2 separate regions of the Homo sapiens genome follow, and region 2 is linked to region 1. The links are chromatin loops, found by intact Hi-C in ENCODE. Cell type or tissue: ascending aorta. All regions are shown on one strand. Links, peaks and the distances in the headings refer to the core of each region. The heading gives the core; the rest is flanking DNA.

What was found. A loop is a pair of places that touch in the nucleus more often than their neighbours do. Peaks named below come from ENCODE experiments on the same cell type or tissue, not always from the same donor. Only the 100,000 strongest peaks of a DNase experiment are listed, where the experiment ranks them.
Region 2: it touches region 1 in a loop (15-fold over the local background); 2 of 110 quality-filtered maps call a loop at or near these places.

Annotation. Positions count from the first base shown.
Region 1 is chr19:14,112,728-14,123,305 of GRCh38, forward strand. PRKACA (protein kinase cAMP-activated catalytic subunit alpha) reads right to left here and starts at 5,035. Exons shown (of 10, transcript NM_002730.4): 1 at 4,775-5,035. The coding sequence starts at 4,820. ASF1B (anti-silencing function 1B histone chaperone) reads right to left here. Exons shown (of 4, transcript NM_018154.3): 3 at 8,805-8,981; 4 at 6,785-7,938. The coding sequence ends at 7,732. It overlaps LOC124904642 (a long non-coding RNA gene), which reads left to right and starts at 5,487. Exons shown (of 2, transcript XR_007067144.1): 1 at 5,487-6,464; 2 at 6,582-6,837. RefSeq lists an enhancer at 204-891 and silencers at 4,616-4,685, 5,096-5,655. In ascending aorta, for the core only: a CTCF peak has its summit at 2,253 (motif pointing left); DNase peaks (open chromatin) are centred at 2,262, 5,194 and 6,084; H3K4me3 peaks cover 4,136 bases; H3K27ac peaks cover 5,828 bases.
Region 2 is chr19:13,742,028-13,752,605 of GRCh38, forward strand. It overlaps YJU2B (YJU2 splicing factor homolog B), which reads left to right and starts at 5,868. Exons shown (of 10, transcript NM_030818.4): 1 at 5,868-5,927; 2 at 9,581-9,784. The coding sequence starts at 9,782. RefSeq lists a silencer at 5,849-6,158. In ascending aorta, for the core only: no CTCF peak of the experiment used is centred there; a DNase peak (open chromatin) is centred at 5,774; H3K4me3 peaks cover 2,334 bases; H3K27ac peaks cover 2,520 bases.

The DNA of each region.
Region 1 (10,578 bases), core at 1,812-9,811:
TAAAACTAACTTCCCTTTCCACGGACTTCACTGCTCCCAGGACGCCAGGCCCTGCCTTCCTCAGTGGGCACTGGACTGTGCAGAGGACAGCGCCTGATGTGCCCAGAGCAGTGCCCACTGGGCAGAGGGGAAAGAGTTAAGGTTCAGGATCAGGCAACAGCCAGAGACTCCTTAGGGGCTAAAGAGGCCCCAGAGCTCCCTTAATTCGCTGAAAGAACAGCTGGAGAGAAAGGCTTGGGGCGGGGGGCGACAAGAGCCACCCTGCCTCCTCCCCTGAACTCCCTTTCAATGTGGAACCCCCAAATCCTGCTATCCTGAGAGAGAAAATGGGTATATCTGACTCTTTTGTTTTGCTCCTATGCGGGGGTGGAGAGGGGAAAGGCATCCCGGGATGTCCTTGGCCTCTCTCAAACCTTGCCCTGTGCTTGGCTCTACTCTCGGCCATGAAAGTCCAAACCGGAAACGAGCGGCTAAACCCAGGGGTGGGGGAGGGGGAGGCAGCCTTGACCATCTTCCTCCTTCTTTCCAGATCCCAAAAGAAGCAGAGGGTCAGTGGCAGCCTCTTTGAGTGTGCCCGGCATCCAGGACCCCTGCTAGCAACAGGAAGTGGCAGAGGATGGTAACCCAGCCAGCTGCTGGCCTGTACAGCCTGCCGCCCTGCCCACATCTCCCACACGGGGGGTGCCAGCTCTCACTCTGGTCCAGATTCCATTTGGGTTCATAGGGAAAACTCCTTGACACCCCTTGAAAAGCCAGGACCACAGCAGAAAGCAGAAATCTAGAAACTCGCCCTGGGAATGGGGAATTGCAACAGCAGAATATCAATTTGGGCAAGGGGCTTGGGGTCTCTCTCGGAAGGAGCCCAGCCACAGAACCCCCTTCCTCCGGACAACAATCTCAGACCTTCTGCCCTTTTGAAATCTGGCTGTCCTGGGAATTCTGGGGCAGGAATGCCCAGCCTGGGCTGGGCCCCCTACTCGAGGCTGGCTGATTCCTCCAGTGGAGCCTGGATTCCCTGCTCTGGGCTTACCTAAATGACACAACTCTGAGCTGGACCCCAACACTGGCTGGAACGACCCCCATTCTGAGCTGGACCCCAACACTGGGATGGCTCATCCTACAGTCTGAGCTGAACCCCAACACTGGGATGGACCACTCCACCACCCCTCTCTGAGCTGGCCCCCTGCCGGGTGGACCATCCTCCCTTGTCTGAACTGGGCCACCGATCCCCTCTCTCTTCCCCAGGCCGCACAGCCCGGGGCTGTACAGGAGGCGTTTCCAGGGCCAGCCAGGGGTTCACATCCTTCTTCTCTTCGCCTGTGCCCCAGACCCCGCTGCAGCCCCTCCCTGACTTAAGGGGCAGAGTGTGCCTAGGAAGTTGCTATAGTAACAGGACTCAGCCTCACCATCGCTGGAGTTGGAAGCCATCACTCAGTCCTGTTCTCAGGGCACCGGCACTACGGTGGCTGGGAAGGCTCATGAGACCTGCCGTGTCTGTTCGGCTGTCTGTCCCCAGAACCCTGCCTGCAGGGGGAGCTAGGGAGCCGTGGGGTGGGAGCAGGAAGAGAAACCCAACCCAGAGGCCACTGGGTGTGGAGGAGGGACAGATAGGGCCCTCCGAGTTTCTGTAGACGCGGTTGCGCTAAGGGGAGAGCTGCCTTGATAAGACCTCTTGGGCACCCATACAACTGCCAAGGCACAGAAGGTGTTTGGCCGTCTTAGGCATCCATAGGATGTTACACGGCACTAGTTCTTCCCATCTAGGGTCTTCTTGGGGGGTGCTTTTCTCTCTTTGCCAGGATCTGCTTGTGTCCTGGGGATCGGGGGCTCCCTTTTACTAGCTCTGCCCCTTCCCCTGTGGGCCAGCTCCCAGGGGTATCTTCAGCCAGTGCCAGCCACGACCTGAGCCCCACTTGGCTGTCTGACCTGGGCGCCTGCCCCCTGGGGCCGCTGCTCCCTCTCCATTCTTCCAACTTGGCCAGAGCCTGGGCCTTAGTCTTTTTTCTTGGCCCTCTCAGCTCTCCCAATGGCTTTGCCATCTTTGGGTGTAGATTCCCCCAACTCCACTCCAGGGTTCATTCTGGATCCCTGGCCTCTTGGGAGGAGGCGGACTCTGTCCTGCCCTGGCACAGAGATGGTACCACAGGGGACTGCAGGATGCTTAACTGGTGCCTCCCAAGGCCTGGGCATTTTCCTGACCCCAGTCGGGCCGGCGTCTGGCAGATGAAATCCAGGTGCCCCCTGCAGGCTGGCCTGGCTACTGCCCCTGCCCCTGCCCCACCCTTCTAAGAGGGCAAATTTTGTCTAACTCCATCCTCTCAGAATCAGAGCGCCTCAAAGCAAAGAGGGACTTCCTTCCTCATCTTATTTCCTTCTCTGGGAGCCTCTGGGAGGAAGTACAGCTTCGGGCGTTTCTCAACGTGTGACATAGTCCCATTGGCAGAACATGACATGATTTTCGGGATGTTTCATTTATCTAGTTACACTGTATTTAATGCGTATCAGAGAAAATATAACTGGCATGGCAATCCCATGATTTCATTTATATTATTGTTTAGAATGAGCTCCAAGTTTACATCTGAACACAAGTGAGTAAAACTTTTATTATTTTAAATTAAGAAAATATGATAGAGTAAAAATCTGGGAGGCTGCTGAAAAATGTCAAAGTCGGGGAATTCTGGGGTCCAAGAAGTTTGCTGGTAGATGGATCTGGATGTGAATCCTGCCTCTGTGACATCATCTATGTCATGGATGTCATTTCTACCAGAGGGCTCCTTTGGAAAATTTGGATAACAGCCCGTTATGAAAGTCACCAGAGTAGGTATCTCTATCCGCCTGGCCATTTAGCCTGTGGCACAGCCTAGATGCCCAATAAATAGTAGCTCTATTTTACCATGATCATTCATTCCTGGGTGTCTGACCTGTGCTCTGAGAGAATCAGTGGTTCCTTCCAGAGCCTCTGATCTTTTTCTTGGGATCCTTTTTCTTGTGTGGCTTTCCACCCCCCACCACATGTGTCTGATAGCCTTGAAGGTTTTCCAGGACTGTCATCTCCCCAACTTTCAACTGAGCTACCGCAATATATAGCTGCCTGCCTCTACCTTCCACCTCCCAGCTGGCCTCACCTGCTGGGGGCCTGACTCCTCCCCCCCCGGCCAAGTCCCCTCCAAGCTCATGCCCAGACCTTTTTTGGACACTACCCACCTGCTCCTCTGTCATCAGGCACTCAGCTACAGGCATTTCCCTCCCCAGCCCCCACCCATTGGTGACATGTCAGGCCTCTTCATGATCGCTCTGTGACTCTGAGTTCTGCTATTTGAATCCGTATGGGAATAAAGTTCCCTGGCTTTCATACCTTTCTGGGAGGGGGCATTCAGGAAACTCAGATGCTGGGGTTTGAGACCAAAAACTGGCCTTCCTTTTCGACCAATAGTTCCGACTATTTCTGGGTAAGTGGACAGGGGATCCCAGCTGCCTTCCAGCTTTCAGACTGGAGTGACAACAATTTAAGAGCTGTAAAAATTGGGAATGGGGTTCAAGACCATTTCTGATGGTATTTCCAGATAGAGAATCTCTTTCTCTGGCTGGCTGGAAAAGACCAACCTAATGTGTGGGCAAGTGGGTGAAACAGGTCTCTCTCTGGCTGAGCCCTGGGAATGATCAGAATCACTAGACGTCAAAGCAAATCACTAGACGTCACCCATTACTCTCTTTGACTGCCTCCTCCTCCCCAGTGCTCTTTCTGACCATCTCAGTTAGAACCGAATGAACCTCGCTAAACCCAGACACTTTTCATCCCAAGCCAGGAGTGGTGGAAGAAGCCCCAGGGACTGGGTGAATGACGGAGCCTCAGTTGTGAAACGACCATTTATTGAGGGGCCCTCCATGGAGCCTAGAGCTCACTGCAAGACAGGAAATGAGAGGGGGCTCTGCCACCACCCCCTTACCCCAACGCAGGAAAGAGGATGCAATGAATCCCAACAAGACCAGCTCAAACTTGGCTTTGGAAGCACTGAAGCAATTCTCTACGTTCATAAACAGTCTGCTACCCCAGCCAGGGACAGACGCTTGCTTGGAGGACGGAGCACAAGCAGAGCAGCAGAATGACAGAGTGACAGGATGAGAGAGGCAGAGGGACCCAGAAAGATCCTGTCCCCCATGCCAAGTGACACAGAAGAAAAAAATAATGCTGGAGGTGGCTCTGGGAAATGTTCAGGGGGCAGGATGGGTTTGGAAGGGGGGGCTGTGCTAAGGTGAAGAGGGAAAGGGCAGGAGAAAGATGGCGGGGGCTGGAGGGGGGAGGGGTGTGGTCAGCAAGTGGCCAAGGTCCCTGCGCGGTGGAGGCAGACAGACCTCATCGCATTCCCAAACTGGTAGAAACCTGGGTCGGGGTCAGGCAGAGGATCCCATAGGTGAGAGAGGTGAGTGAGGAAGTGGGGGGATTAGAATCTGGGAAGAGGGGCCAGGAAAGGAGGGGGTAGGCTGGTGACAGGGGCCCATGTGGGGCCCCAGCGGTCATACGTGCCATGGTTGGCAGTGACAGCTGGGGGGGAGCACGGTCTTTGCAGCATGGGGCGGCCCTAGGGGAAGGGGACCCCTACAGGGGGTACTCTGCGGGCCCGCGGGCCCCAGCCTTGGACAGGCCGGGGCAAGGGGCGCTGGGGGGTAGGCAGAGAGGATGAGGGGCCCCGTAGGGGGAGGGGCCAGGCGATGATGGACAAGGCCAGGGCTGGCAGCGCAGGGCCAAGATCGGGGTCACAGCCCGGGCACTCACCGCTCTCCTGCTCGCTGCCCTTCTTGGCGGCGGCGGCGTTGCCCATCGCGGCGGCGGCGGCCGGGGCCGGTCCCGGAGCTGCGGCGCGGCGGGTGCTGGCTGCGGCCGGCGGCCCCGGAGCGCGCTGGGCGGCGGCGGCGGCGGCCCTCGGGCTGGCTGCGCTAGCTGCGGCGCCGCGACCCCCGCCCAGCCCCTGCTTCCCGCGTCTCTCCGCGCCCGCCCGCCCGGGAACCTCAGCCCAAGATCTCTGCCGCTGTCTGTGACGCCCCCGCAGCCCGCCGCTCATTGGCCTAGGCCGCCCTGACTGACGGCTCAGCGCCGCCTCCCATTGGCCCTCCCGCGACCTTCCCGCGCCACTATAGGCTCTCAGCCTCGGGACACGCACCGCGGACTCTCGGCCATTCACTCGCTCGCGAGGCCGCAGCTGGGCGGGCAGACGCGTCCGATTGGCCGAGACGCTGGACTGGGCCCGGGGTCCGCCCTGCGAGGCCGCCGATTGGCGGAGGTGCCGGGTCCGCCAAGCCCCCCAGCAGAACGCTCAGTGTCAATCCGGGGGTGAGAGGGCGGGGCGGAGACGCAGTCTGCGGGCCCGGGCCGGCGGGGCGGGGCGGCGGAGGCTGGCTGGCGGCCGCGCAGCGCTCCGAGGCTCAGGAGGCGGCCCCGGCGGGCGCCCGGCCGGCCCCGCGCGCGCCGCAGTCCCCCGCCCCCGCTCAGTGCGGCAGCGGCTGTCGGCCAGCCGGAGTTGGCGCCGCGGCCTGCCCGGCGCAGCCGCTGTCCACCTGCCAGCGGGGGAGGGGCGCGGCCGGCGCGCGGGTCAGAGGTCGCCCGGCCGCCGCCGGCGTCATTCATAAGGCCTGGCGCTGGGCGGCCGAGGCCAGGCCTGCTTGGGGGCCAGGCCGCGGGGCCTCCTGGGTTTTCCCAGCCGCACTCAGGAGGATGCCGGGCCCGGCGCAAGGGGTGGCTGGGAAGGGGCGCTCAGTGTCCACCCCTTTGCTGGGCCCTAGCCCTGGGCTCCTGCCAGTAGTAAGAGCTGGCACCCACTTAACGCTCCTTCGCACCACACTCCCATCGCGTAGGTGCTACCATCATCACTCCCATTGCACAGATGAGGAATCTGGGGTACAGCCAGGCAGATTCCCTGCTCCTGTTCCCCGTCTGTATTTCCTGTCTGGGCAATGCGAAGGGAACCTGCCCCTTCCTTCAGGATCCTCTTTCAGTACACACTTAGCAGAGGACAGTCGGGGTTTCCCAACTGCGACACTACTGACGGTGAGGCTGGATCATTTTCTGCTGGGGGGTGTCTTGTGCACCACTGGGTGTTGAGCAACATCCCCCGCCTCTACCCACTGGATGCCAGTAGCCCCTCCTCTATCTTCCTGCTGGCTGTGGCAACCGCTGTCTCCTGACATTGGTGAATGTGCTCTTGCGGGGCCGAACTGCTCCTGATTGAGAAGCACTTAAGAGAGGGTCAGGGGAGGGGAGAAGCCAGGTCACCCCGACTCGGAAGGGCTAGCTGGGCTTAACTACAAGCCGATCTGCTGCTTCGACTTGAATAGCCTCCACCTTCTCCAGCTGCTGTCTGCCCCCATGTTCCCAGATCAACCACAGTTCCAGGGAGGGAGAGTCAGAGCCTTTCTGTGAACTATGGGGAAATGGCTGACCACTCCGCCTCTGGATGGATAGATACATGGTAAGGTTTAGTAAAATTTAATAAAAGCATTGCTGTTTGTGTGTTGGGATCACGATGTTAATTTCCTGTGGGTCAAGGGCAAAGTCTGAAAAATCACTCATTATAATCTATCTGCAGGACAGCTGGTTTAAGTTTTGACAAAGAAAAACCCCTCCTGGAACCTCAGTCTGGAATACAACTGTAGAACCAATTAAGACTGGAGTAGGAAGCTGGAAAGAAGACGTGGGACAGCCAACCCACTGGACAGGGCAAGAGGCCACTTCTGGGGGAGAGTGGACAAAGTTGCTTCAGTCCACCAGAGACAAAAGCACAAACAATCATTCTAAATGAAGTGCTTTTAATTTTCAGACCAAACATTTTTAATATAAAAACATTTTGATAATATACAAACAGCAATCACAACAGCATCCACATGGCAGCAAGGGGACCAGGGCACAGAGAGGGGGAGCGGGCTGGGGAGGGACAGTTTTCAGGGTCCCAGTTGCTTCCCTGGCTTGAAATCACCCTGGTCCTAGCAGAGGACAGGTTAAGGCTGCCAGAGGCAGAGGGTCCCTGACCCTGGCCCGGAGACAGACTGCCCAGGCAGGCCCTCTGATACCATCTTCCAACCATGGCAGCCTCCAGGAAAAGCCAGATCCATTTAGGAGATAACAGGAAGGTGGCTGTGATTGACAGGAAAGGCAACATGGTTCCTCAGCATCCTGCTGATCACACCTCTGGGAGGGGCTGCTGGATTGAAGAGGACCTAAGAATCTTCCTGGGAGCAGGACAGAAATGGGATCTAAGTCTACCTACTAACTAACATTCCCGCCTGTGACACCAGAAAGCTGGAGTGGGTCTGCTCAGATGTACAGGAAGAGAAAGGAATGACAAAGCCTTTGGCTCAGCAGGACTGGAGCCTTGACAGGCACTGACCAAGAAAGCCTCTAGGTGGGCCAGGGAGGTCTGTGGGAAAGCTTTGGATCAATGGTACTCAAGGGTGCACAGTGGCACAGTGGCCTTAGTTAGAATTTATGAAGACGAAAAGAACACAAGTCAGAATTTAGAACTGAAGTACCTGCTTCTTATAGGCCTGTAGAGGAAAAGCGAGATCATCCTTCTGGCCAGGACTAGGGGAGACCCAAGGCCTGTTCTTTCCTAGGGGCTGAGTTTGACAGACCTGGATTGCAGCTGATGGCCCCCAAAGTCCTCTAGATGGGCCCTGCAGGACTCGCTGGGAGGCCTGGTTGCCCCTCCCGGCGTGCTGGGACACTCTGGGTTCCTGCAGTTAGATGCAGTCCATGGAGTTCTCAGGGAGGAGGCCAGGGATGCAGCCAGGGAGCCCCAAGCCCTTGATAGGAGTGCAGTTGAGTGGGAGGCCGCAGCCCAGGGAGGGGTCCTGGGTCTCTATGGCCTCCAGCCTGTCCATGTTGTTGTCCCAGTTGATATGGAAGCGGGTCACCCGGGGGTTCGAGGCCAAGATGTTCCGCTGGAGCTGGGGCAGGAAGAGGAACGTCAACCCTTGTAGGTACGCCCTCTCCTTGGTCCCATAGAGCCAGGACACCCCCAATCACCCATCTCAAGCCCAGCAAGAGCAACCTACATATGGAACTCCAGAAAACACCTGTGGCCAGGACCTTATTTATTTATTTATTTATTTATTTTTTGAGACGGAGTTTTGCTTTTGTTGCCCAGGCTGGAGTGCAATGCTGTGATCTCGTCTCACTGCAACCTCTGCCTTCCGGGTTCAAGCGATTCTCTTGCCTCAGCCTCCTGTGTAGCTGGGACTACAGGTGCAAGGCACCATACCTGGCTCATTTTCGTATTTTTAGTAGAGACGGGCTTTCACCATGTTGGCCAGGCTGGTCTCAAACTCCTGACCTCAGGTGATCCTACAGCCTCGGCCTCCCAAAGTGCTGGGATTACAACGCGTGAGCCACTGTGCCTGGCCCAGGACTTTTTTTTTTTAAGGGACAGTCTCACTCTGTTGGTCAGGCTGGAATGCAGTGGCACGATCTGAGCTCACTGCAGCCTCAAACTCCTGGGCTCAAGCGATCCTCCCACCTCAGCCTCCAGAGTAGAGCACACCACCCATGTCTGGCTCATTTTTTTTTTTTTTTTTTTTTGCGGGGGTTAGGGACAGGGTCTCACTATGTTGCCCAGGCTGGCCTAATCTTAATTCTCTAAGACATGCCTTTGAGAGACAAAGGTCTTTTTCTCCTCTTCTAACACAGTACTGTAAGAACTGAATATTACTTGAAAACCTTAAGAAGTGACCTTGACTCTCAATTTGAATGGCTGAACTCCCCCCAAGTATAAAGAACGGCCTTGTGGGAAGCAGGAAGTGGAAACAGGCCCCACCTGGGAGAAATCTGGCTTCATGGGCGGGTTCTCACGCAGCTCAGGGTTGAGGTACTCGTTGTTGACGTAGTAGCCCACTCGGATGAACTCCTGTCCATGGTAGGTGCAGGTGATGAGGACCACAGTCACACCCACGGCATCAGTCTCTGGGATGAGGGATGGGTTGGGGGCGTCGGCCTAGGGGAGACACATCCTAGGCCTTAGCAGTGCCACAGCCATGCCTCGATGTCATTAGTACAAAGATTCCCAAGCATCATGTATTTACTGAGCAAAAAGTATGCTCTCTGCCCTCAGTTTTCTTTTTTTTACTTCTGCCTCTCGGGTTCAAACAATTCTGCCTCAGCATCCCAGGCAGCTGGGACTACAGGCACACACCACCACACCCGGCTAACTTTTTTTTTTTTTTGGTATTTTTTTTTAATGGAGTTTTGCTCTGTTGCCCAGGCTGAAGTGCAATGGTGCGATCTCGGCTCACTGCAACCTCCGCCTCACGGGTTCAAGCGATTCTCCTGCCTCAGCCTCCCGAGTAGCTGGGATTACAGGTGCCCACCACCATGCCCGGCTAATTTTTGTATTTTTAGTAGAGATGGGGTTTCGCCATGTTGGCCAGGCTGGTCTCGAACTCCTGACCTCAGGTGATCCACCCGTCTTGGACTCCTAAAGTGTTGGGATTACAGGTGTGAGCCACTGCGCCCAGCCTTTTTTTTGTATTTTTAGTACAGACGGGATTTCACCATGTTGGCCAGGCTGGTCTTAAACTCCTGACTTCAGGTGATCTGCCCACCTCGGCCTCCCAAAGTGTTGGGATTACAGGTGTGAGCCATTGCGCCTGGACTTTTTTTTTTTTTACACAGGGTCTGGCCTCCCTCTGTTACCCAGGCTGGAGTGCAATGGCGCCATCATGGCTCACTGCATCCTTGAACTCCTGGGCTCAAGCAATCCTCCTGCTTCAGCCTCCCAAATAGCTGGGACAACGGTGTGTGCCAACATGTCTAGCCAATTATTTTTTGTAGAGACAGGGTTTCTCCATGTTGCCCAGGCTGGTCTCAAACTCCTGGGCTCAAGCGATCCTCTCACCTCAGCCTCCCAAAGGGCTGGGATTACAGGTGTGAGTCACTGTGCCCAGCCAGGAGTTGTCAACTGATGGAAACACAGAATCAATCCCACAAATGACTACAAAACGTTGACTGTGGCAGGGAGAGGTGCGTGGTACTCTGGAGGAGTGTGGTGAGCCGGGGGACAGTGGCATGAAGCTGAACAGGTGAGGCAGGTGGTATCAGGCCACCCGGGGGCCAGCTAAGGGATTGGGAAAGGGCAAGAGAGTAAGCAGGAGGTTAAGTGCCACATCACTCTTGTGATCTGAAAAGAAGCCTCTGGCAAAGTGTGGAGCCGTGACAGGAGACTGTAGTGGAGCAGAAGGCTTACACCAGTCATCCTGGAGAGGCAGTGGACTTGGCTTAGACCAGGCAGTAAAGAACAGATTCAGGGTGTACTACTGCAAACAAGACCAGCCACGTAATTGGTGCAAAATAAAACCAATGCAAAATGAAAACACCACGCCCCTCCAGAAAAGCTATTAGGTTTCAGACGGTGACAGCAGAGTATCGCACCAAGTGTGGGGTCCTGTGCAGCTGCCTGGGTTGCACACCCAGGAGGCCAGTCCTGACTGTTGAGTAGATAGGGCCTGTCAGTGGATTTAGTAGTGGTGGCTGAAGGGGTTAGATAGGATGTGGTAGCTTGGATTAGGGCGGTAACAGCAGTGATGGAGGTAAGG
Region 2 (10,578 bases), core at 1,010-9,009, 370 kb before region 1:
TCTGTGCAGCTTGGAGAGATTACATGGGAGACTTTATCTACATAATAAGACGGCCTTTGTTCACAATGAAGTTCTGCCCTCACCTTTCTGTCGCCTCCCCAAGAGCTCAGAGGAACTTTGTCCCAGGCCACTGTCTGTTCATTGGGCTTCATCAGTTCCCCTGAACATCATTCATTTCCCCTCAAAACTGCCTACATTCCCCATTTCTCTCTCCCCTAGGAAGACAGTATTTAACTCACAACCATCTGGTCCTTCTTTGAGTCCCACTTTTTTTTTTTTTTTTTTTTTTTTTTTTGAGACGGAGTCTCACTGTCGCCAGCGCTGGAGTGCAGTGGCGCAATCTCGGCTCACTGCAACCTCCGCCTCCCGGGTTCAAGCGATTCTCCTGCCTCAGCCTCCCAAGTAGCTGGCATTACAAGTCTCACATTTTATATGGCTCCCATGCTTACGCATAAATGTCTGTGCCCTTTCTTTTGTTAATCTGTCTATTGTCAGCTCATTTCAGTGAAACTTCAGAACGTGAAAGGGAAGTTTTCCCTTTGCCCTATGCCTTCCTTTCCCTGTATCAATTCCTTTGGCCCCACCAGAACTGGCCTGCATTTGGTATCTTTATAGAACAGCCTCTTTGTATCCCAGGCTGATGTTCAGGCTCCATCACTTGCCCTGTGCATTAAGTAGTAACAGTGAGACTCTACAAGCCAAGGCTTCTCATTCTCCCCTCTCTAGGAAGTCCTGCTCCCAAGATGACATTCTGTGCCTTTTCAGTCACTAACTCTTGGTTCAGGTACAAGACAAGGGCTCAAGCAAAATCCAGATGGACTGAGTGAGATTATTGGGGTGAAATGCAGTTCCCTCTCATTCCTGGGGATCAGCGAGCATGCCTCCCTACAGCACACCCCCCACCTGACTCATTCTGCCTCATCCAGGTCAGAGGTCCCTCCTTACAGGAGTTCTTACAGAAACCAACTGAGGTCTGCTTACCCAGCACAGTAAAACCAGATACCCACACTAAGGTCTTTGCAGTGATAGAAAGAAAGGTGTTTATTGCAGGGCACCATGCAAGGAGAATCAGGGCAGCTCATGCTTAAGACCTGAAATCACCAATGGCTTGCAGGTGGGGGTTTTTTAAGGCAGGTGTAAATTTCAGTAAACCAGAAGCTACAAGCAAAATCATAAATCAATGCATGGAGATTACACATTGGTTTCCACTTAAAAAGGCAGGATATCTTAAAGTGGGGGCTTACAGGTCGTAGATAGATTTAAACATCTAGGCAGGGCACGGTGGCTCACGCCTGTAATCCTAATACTTTGGGAGGCCAAGATGGGAGGATTACCTGAGGTCAGGAGTTCGAGACCAGCCTCGCCAACATGACGAAGCCCTGTCTCTACTAAAAATACAAACATTAGCCGGATGTGGTGGCACATGCCTGTGATCCTTGCTACTCGGGAGGCTGAGGCAGGAGAATCGCTTGAACCTGGGAAGTTGAGGTTGCAGTGAGCCGAGATCATGCCACTGTACTCCAGCCTGGGCGACAGCAAGACTCAGTCTCAGGAAAAAAAAAAGAAAAAGAAAAAAATAGAAAGCCTGGGCGCAGTGGCTCACGCCTGTAATCCCAACACTTTGGGAGGCCAAGATGGGAGGATTACCTGAGGTCAGGAGTTCGAGACCAGCCTGGCCAACATGACGAAGCCCTGTCTCTACTAAAAATACAAAAATTAGCCGGATGCGGTGGCACATGCCTGTGATCCTCGCTACTCGGGAGGCTGAGGCAGGAGAATCGCTTGAACCTGGGAGGTTGAGGTTGCAGTGAGCCGAGACCACGCCACTGCACTCCAGCCTGGGCAAGACTCAGTCTCAGGAAAAAAAAGAAAAAGAAAAAAATAGGCTGGGCGCAGTGGCTCACGCCTGTAATCCCAACACTTTGGGAGGCCGAGGCGGGTGGATCACGAAGTCAGGAGTTCAAGCCAGCCTGGCCAGCATAGTGAAACCTCGTCTCTACTATAGATACAAAAATTAGCTGGGCATGGTGGCAGGTGCCTGTAATCCCAGCTACTTGGGAAGCTGAGGCAGGAGAATCACTTGAACCCGAGAGGTGAAGGTTGCAGTGAGCCGAGATCACGCCACAGGACTCCAGCTTGGGCAACAGAGACTTAGTCTCAAAAAAAAAAAGAAAAGAAAAAGATTTAAACATCTTCTGATTTGCAATGGATTAAGGAAGAGAAGCTTTGTTTAAAAATTTTGAGTCAGTAGAAACATGTCAACTGGTTAGGGGAAGTAACTTTCTCCAAGCCCCTCAGGAGGAAACTTGGAACAAAAGGGACATAAAGTTTAGTCTTCACTTCCCCCTTATCTGGGGTTTCCAAGACTCTGAAAGACAATTCAGGGACATATGTTAAGATGTTATCTTTAATTTCTATAGGGAAACCAAACATCTCTGGGACTCTAACTTCCTTAGCTTTTGTTTTGGATCATTATGTCTTTTTTGTTTAACAAGTTACTTATTTACTTCTCAAGGCTAGCTAGGGGCCTGGAATTTCCCTTGAAGGAACTCAGAAATTTCCTTTGTTTCCATGCTTGGGGTCTCGTAAAAAAGGGGATCCCTGCTCTGTCTCAGGGTCTTACTGACCCTCACTCCAGCCCATTCTCAAACACCCTACCCTCTTTAAAAATTTCTCTGGGGTTAGGCCGGGCGCAGTGGCTCACGCCTGTAATCCCAGCACTTTGGGAGGCCGAGACGGGCGGATCACGAGGTCAGGAGATGGAGACCATCTTGGCTAACATGGTGAAACCCCGTTTCTACTAAAAATACAAAAAATTAGCCGGGTGTTGTGGCGGGCGCCTGTAGTCCCAGTTACTCGGGAGGCTGAGGCAGGAGAATGGCGTGAACCCGGGAGGCGGAGCCTGCAGTGAGCCGAGATCATGCCACTGCACTCCAGCCCAGGCAACAGAGCGAGACTCCGTCTCAAAAAAAAAAAAAAAGATTTTTCTGGGGTCTCATGGTCTTTTAAGTCAAATGCATACAACCCAAAACAGTATAGCTCAGAGGACAAGGGAACAAGGTTTAGCATGAGCAGTTGTAGGTCAGCTCCTCCACCCCTCACTAACTGTGCGACTTAACCTCTCTGGGCCTGTCTCACCATCTGTAAAACAGAAATGATGAAAAGTATCTACCTTCTAGGGGCATTCTATGAGATTATGCATGTGTGAGTGAGCACCAAGCATTGCTCAGTGGTGCCTAGTGGGTAGTGAGCACTCAGTATGCAGCACCATGACTATGTAAGAATTCATTTGTTAGTAGAGCCCGGCTTTAGAACAGAGATGGAACCTGGCACCGAATAATAAAGCATGGGGAGGCCGGGCGCAGTGGCTCATGCCTGTAATCCCAGCACTTTGGGAGGCCGAGGTGGGCAGATCACCTGAGGTCAGGAATTCAACACCAGCCTGGCCAACGTGGAGAAACCCCGTCTCTACTAAAAATACTAGCTGGGTGTGGTGGCGCATGCCTGTAATCCCAGGGCTGAGGCAGGAGAATCGCTTGATCCCGGAAGGAAGGTGGAGGTTGCGGTGAGCCAAGATTGTGCCTTTGCTCTCCAGCCTGAGCAACAAGAGCAAAACTCCATAGATAGATAGATAGATAGATAGATAGATAGATAGATAGATAGATATAGATATATAGATATCTATAGATCTATAGATATCTATATATATATATATAGATATATATATATATCAGGAGGAATAGTAGTAATATTGTCATCACTTCTCACCCTGTCTTTGATAAATTGCCAGTTGAAGTGTCTGCTTCATCACTGAGAAAAGAGTGTGTTCTTTCCTCTCTGAATCCCCAGGACCAGACATATAGCAGGTGTCCAATGAACAGCTCAGCTGTTGAATGAACAAATAGATTCTGTTAGGCCCTACAAGGCATAAAAGTAAATTCAGTCTGGGCACAGTGGCTCATGCCTGTAATCCCAGCACTTTGGGAGGCCAAGGCGGGCAGATCATCTGAGGTCAGGAGTTTGAGACCAGCCTGGCCAACATGGTGAAACCCCATCTCTACTAAAAATACAAATATTAGCCAGGCATGGTGGCGGGCACCTGTAGTCCCAGCTACCTGGGAGGCTGAAGCAGGAGACTCACTTGAACCTGGGAGGCAGAGGGTGTAGTGAGCTGAGACCACACCACTGCACTCCAGCCTGAGTGACAGTGAGACTCCGACTCAAAAAAAAAAAAGTAAATTCAAAAGCCATTCACCTGTGCAGAAGGCAGGGCCAGGCTAATCTGAAGGCTCTAAGAGAAGTATCCACCCACTTCTTCTGTAAAAGGCCAGATGGTAAATATTTTAGATTCTTTGGGCTCTCTCTTCCTCTGTGGCAACCACTGAATTCAACCCTGTTGCAGACATAGACAATAGATAAATGAATGGGCCCGGCTGTTTGTAGGTAGGTGAAAAATGGCTTCCCTTCACCTTTATAGGTTCTTTGGCTGGGCTACGAATTAAATTGACATGTAAACAGACAGGGCAAAAGCCATATTTAATTATGTACCTATGCAGGGGAGTCCCACAAAATACAAGACTCCAAAAAGGATCAGAGAGGCTGGGCCCAGTGGCTCATGCCTGTAATCCAGGCACTTTGGAAGGCCAAGGCAGGCAGATCACCTGAGGTTGGGACTTCCAGACCAGTCTGGCCAACATGGTGAAACCCCATCTCTACTAAAAATACAAAAAATAGCCGGGCGTGGTGGAAGGTGCCTGTAATCCCAGCTACTCGGGAGGCTGAGGCAAGAGAATCACTTGAACCTGGGAGGTGGAGAGCGCAGTGAGCTGAGATCACGCCATTGAACTCCAGCCTGGACCACAGAGCAAGACTCCCTCTCAAAAAAAAAAAAGTATCAAAGAAAAGAATAGGGGTTTGGGGCTTCTGGGAGGATGGTGGTAACACAAGTTATGGGAGGGTAAGGGGAGAAATTGTATGATGGAGAAAGTCTGTCTTGTTAAGCAAATAAAAAAGTCTTGCAGGTAATAAAAGTTGTCTCAGAGCAGCCCTCAGAAGGATACATGATTGGGAATGGTTTCACTCTTCCCTAGTTAATAAGATCGTAGGAAAGCATTCCTCTTTCTGTCTTTAGGCAGATAAGAGAAATTCAGAGAAAACCTCTCCTTCCCTGCATTTGCTGTTCCCCCAAGTGCCCTTATTTTGAAGCAATCAGCAGACAAAAGCGCATATCCCTGTGTTCCAATGAAATTTTATTTACGTACGCTGAAATTTGAATGTTTTATTTTCATAAGTCGTAAAATAGTTTTTCCCCCACCTAACTATTTAAAAATGCAAAAACAGAGCAGTGGTTCACGCCTGTAATCCCAGCACTTTGGGAGGCAGGAGGATTGCTTGGGCCCTGGAGTTCGAGACTAGCCGGGGCAACATAGTAAGACCTTGCCTGTGCAAATAATTTTTCTTGAGACGGAGTCTTGCTGTTGTTGCCCAGGCTGGAGTGCAGTGGCGCGATCTCGGCTCTTTGCAACCTCTGCCTCCCGGGTTCAAGCAATTCTTTTGCCTCAGCCTCCCAAGTAGCTGGGACTACAGGGGCCCGCCACCACACCCTCGCTGACCGGCTGCAGCGCGCAGGACAGCACGCCTGGGAGGGCGGTGCCAGGAGGCGGGCCTCGGATTGGGCCTCACGTAGTGGGCTGGACAGAGGATGGAGCCTCTTGGCGTAAGCGCGGTTGGGCGGGGCATTCCTGGATTGGCCCACTCCGGCGTCGCAGAACGCTTGGCGTATCGTCCTTCAGCCAATCAGCGTGGAGCTGCTGCCTCGCCCCGCCTCACGCCGGCGTCCTGGGGGCGCGGAGAGGGCGCCCAGGTTCACCGCGCTCTCAGCGCGCACTTCCGGGCACGGTCAGGGCGTGACGTCGGGAGGAGGGCAGGTAAGTGCCGGCGGGCGGAGGAGCGGGGAGGGCCGGGGGTCCGGCAGCCGCCTCACCCTGGCCTCGGAGCTGCCCGGCGCGCCCTTCCGCGTCGGGGGACGCGGAGCTGAGGACCCGATTTAGATGCCCGGAGCCGGCCCAGGTCCCAGCCAGGACCAAAGTCCCTGAGGCCCCAGCTGAGACCTCTGACCCAAGTGCCCGGGACCCGGTCCCATCCTAGCCCGGATCCATATTATGCCTGAAGGGTCCTGGGTTTTTGCATCGGGAAAATGGGACCAATAAGTCCCTATCTCACCAGATTTTATAAAAATGATTCTTGTAAAACCGTGAGCAGCAGAAATGACTAAACTGCCAAACGTTTAACTCGGCGTCAGGCGCTGCCCTGAATGCCTTAACCAGCCATTTTTACACATAAGGAAAATGAGGCTTAGAGAGAGAAAACAATTTGCCCCAAGTCAAGCAGATAGGAAGCAGCAGGGTGGAGCTCCGAGCCCAAGCCGTAAGCCCAGGACAAACAGGGTCGGTAATTACTTTTGCACCAAGGACCGGAGATATCTACACGCCCACCCGATAGCCCCGTCTGCCATTTACTGGGGTAACAAAACCATCTTAAGACACACACACACCCTCGAGCTCCTGTAAACGGAGTATTTGCTCTTTGCAGGCTCTTCCCGTGGGTTAGTTGATTCACAGCATCCCCAGAAAGTCAGTCTTGTCGTCGTCATTCGCCCTTTACCGGTGACGAAATACAAGCCCAGGGAAGCGCAGTCACTGACCAAGGTCACCCAGCTGATGAGGAGTGGAGCTGGGATTCAAGCCCAGGGAGCCGTGTCCCCTAACGCCTCAAGGGGCACTTAGCTATTTTGTTGGCAAAAGTATTTTTAGGTTGGAAGGGACCTTGGAATAATCCAATCTAAAGGACACACTTTATAGTTGGAGGATACAAGACTAAGGTGAGGGTAGAACAGTTTATATCCGGGACTTTGCACCACTGCCTCACCACCTCACTACACCACTCCCACTCCATCAGAAGCTCTTCCATCAGCTTCTTTCTTTCTTTTTGTTGGAGACAGAATCTCACTCTTGTCACCTTGGATGGAGTGCAGTGGCGTGATCTCGGTTCACTGCAACCTCCGCCTCCCAGATTCAAGCGATTCTCCTGCCTCAGCCTCTCCAGTAGCTGGGATTACAGGCGTACGCCACCAGGCCTGGCCAATTTTTGTATTTTTAGTAGAGACAGGGTTTCACCATGTTGGCCAGGCCGGTCTTGAACTCCTGACCTCAAGTGATCCACCTGCCTCAGCCTCCCAAAGTGCTGGGATTACAGGCGTGAGCCACCGAGTCCGGCCCCCAAGAATGGTTTTAAATTTTCTAGTAGTTGGGGAAAAATCAAAAGAATAATACTTTGTGACATGACGATTATGTGAAATTCAAATTTCTGTGTCCATCAATAAAATTTATATTGGCATGCAGCTACGCCCGTTCATTTATATATTGTTTGGGACTGATTTCTAGCTATGAAAGCAGAGTTGAGTTGTTGGGGCAGAGATAATCTGGCCTAAAAAGCTAGAAATACTTATTTTCTGGCCCTTGACAGAGAAACTTTGCCAATCTCTGTTCTAGAATACCCTTCACTGCTTCACAGAGTCTCTCTTTAGTGTAAACTAGAACTTCTTTCTTTTTTTTTTTTTTTTTTGAGATGGAGTCTCGCTCTATCGCCCAGGCTGGAGTGTGGTGGCGCAATCTTTGCTCACTGCAAGCTCCGCCTCCCGGGTTCACGCCATTCTCCTGCCTCAGCCTCCCGAGTAGCTGGGACTACAGGCACCCGCCACCACGCCCAGCTAATTTTTTGTATTTTTTAGTAGAGACGGGGTTTCACTGTGTTTGCCAGGATGGTCTCGATCTCCTGACCTCATGATCCACCCGCCTCGGCCTCCCAAAGTGCTGGGATTACAGGCGTGAAGAACTTCCTTCTATATGACCTAAAAGCCTCCCTTCCAAACATGAGAGGGGGTCTCACCACCCCTAGTTTGAGGAGCCCCTGCATTTCCCACCTGTGTCACCTGCACTGACTGTGACCCTTATGGAGCCTCATTCAGTTATCTCAGTTGTTTACCCAGTTGACATTTATCTGGGCCTGGCACTGTCCTAGGTGTTAGGGATATGGCACAGTGTGACCTGCCGGGGGAGACATAAACCGACACAGGGTGATATGATCAGAATTCCAGGAAACAAGTGACTATGGATTGGATGGTTAGATGAGTTCATTGGTTTTTTTTGTTTGTTTGTTTGAGACGGAGTCTCACTTTGTAGCCTAGGCTGGGGTGCAGTGGCGCCATCTTGGCTTACTGCAACCTCCGCCTCCCGGTTTGAGCCATTCTCCTGCCTCAGTTTCCCGAGTAGCTGGGATTACAGGCATGCACCATCACACTCGGCTAATTTTTGTATTTTTAGTAGAGATGGGGTTTCACCATGTTGGCCAGGCTGGTCTTGAACTCCTGACCTCAGGGGATCCACCTGCTTCAGCCTCCCAAACTGCTGGGATTACAGGTGTGAGCCACCGCACCTGGCCGGATGAGGTCTTTGATGGATATGATATGTAGGTCAAGACCTGTGACAGGGGGCTGGGTGCAGTGGCTTGTGCCTGTGATCCCAGCACTTTGGGAGGCCCTAGGTGTGTGGATCACCTCAGGCCAGGAGTTCCAGACTGGCCTGGTCAACACAGTGAAACCCTGTCTCTACTAAAAATACAAAAAAATTAGCCAGGCTTGGTGGCGGGTACCTGTAATCCCAGCTACTCAGGAGACTGAGGCATGACATCACTTAAACCCAGGAGGCAGAGATAGTGAGCCAAGATCATGCCACCCCACTCCAGCCTGGGTGATAGAGTGAGACTCCGTCTCAAAAAAAAAAAAAAAAAAAAAAAGCCTGTAACAAAGAGCTTGCAAACCTGAGGAACAGCAGGTGCAGGCCAGCTGCACTTGGCCTTTGAAGACAGCCAGGAAGCCAGTGTGGCTGGAACAGAGTGAACGAGAGATAGAGGGGTAAGAGTTAGGCTTGGAGAGGCAGGCAGGGGCCCCACAGGCCGTGGGAAGGGGTTTGACTTGATTCTAAAAACCATATGAATCATGGGAGGGGTTTAAGCAGGAGAGTGACACGTTTGTTCATATTAAAAGATCCCAGCTGGGCATGGTGGCTCACACCTGTAATGCCAGCACTTTGGGAGGTTGGGGCGGGTGGATCATGAGGTAAAGAGATCAAGACCATCCTGGGCAACATGGTGAAACCCTGTCTCTATTAAAAATACAAAATTAGCTGGGTGTGGTGGCGCACGCTTGTAGTCCCAGCTACTCGGGAGACTGAGGCAGGAGAATCACTTGAACCCAGGAGGTGGAGGTTGCAGTGAGCAGAGATCGCGCCACTGCACTCCAGCCTGGTGACAGAGCGAGACTCCATCTCAAAAAACAAAAAGATCCCCTGGGCAGCTGTGGGGTGAGCAAGTGTCAAGGGCAGAGTCGGGAGAGAGAAGACCGTGCTGGCCCACGTGAGTGATGATGGGTGCTGGACCCGGTGGGGGCCACAGAGGGATGAAAGTGTCAGATGTGATGCGTATATTGGCTGTAGAGTGGACGGGACTCTCTCTTTCTAAACAGACACGCCGCTTTTTGGATGCCTCCTATGCCTGGCGGGAGTCTTGTCTGAGCTGGCACCACCACACGGCCCACGACATCTTCGCAGGGAAGCCTGTGGACCCTCTGCCAGGCTCCACAAGAGGTCAGGACAGTGCAGTGTGTTCACAAGGCCAGTTTCTGATCGTCCGCCCCGAGGCTGAGGACCAGTAGGCAGCTCCCAAGATGGTGAGTAGACAGCCTCGTGTGCCCTGGGTTTCTCTCCCAGTCTTTGTAGGACCCTGGAAGCAGCCCCTCCTCCCCTCCCAGAGCTCTAAGATGATGATTTCAATCTCCGGGTCATCATCTTTTGGTGCAGTGGGTCTGAAATGTGGCTTTGCGCTAACATCACCCATGGGCACTTTTTAAATGTTTTTTTGTTTCATTTTCTTTTGTTTTTGAGACAGTCTCACTTTGTTGCCTAGGCTGGAGTGCAGTGGCACGCTCTCGGCTCACTGCAACCTCCGCCTTCTGGGTTCAAGCAAGCACGTCCCACTAATTTTTGTATTTTTAGTAGAGACGGGGTTTTGCCATGTTGGTCAGGCTGGTCTGAAACTCCTGACCTCAAGTGATCCACTACACTCAACCTAAATTTCCCCTTCCCCCTTTCCCCTCCCCCTCCCCTACCCCTTCCTTTCTCTTTCTTTCTTTCATTTTTTTTTAACAAGGTGAAATTCATATAACATAAAATTAACCATTGCAAGGCCAGGCACAGTGGCTCACGCCTGTAATACCAGCAGTTTGGGAGGCCAAGGCAGGCAAATCATTTAAGATTAGGAGTTTGAGACCAGCCTGGCCAACATGGCGAAACCCTGTCTCTACTAAAAATACAAAAATTAGGCTGGGCGCGGTGGCTCACGCCTGTAATCCCAGCACTTTGCGAGGTTGAGCTGGGTGGATCACCTGAGGTCAGGAGTTTGAGACTACCCTGGCCAACGTGGTGAAACCCCGTCTCTACTAAAAATACAAAAATTAGCCAGGCG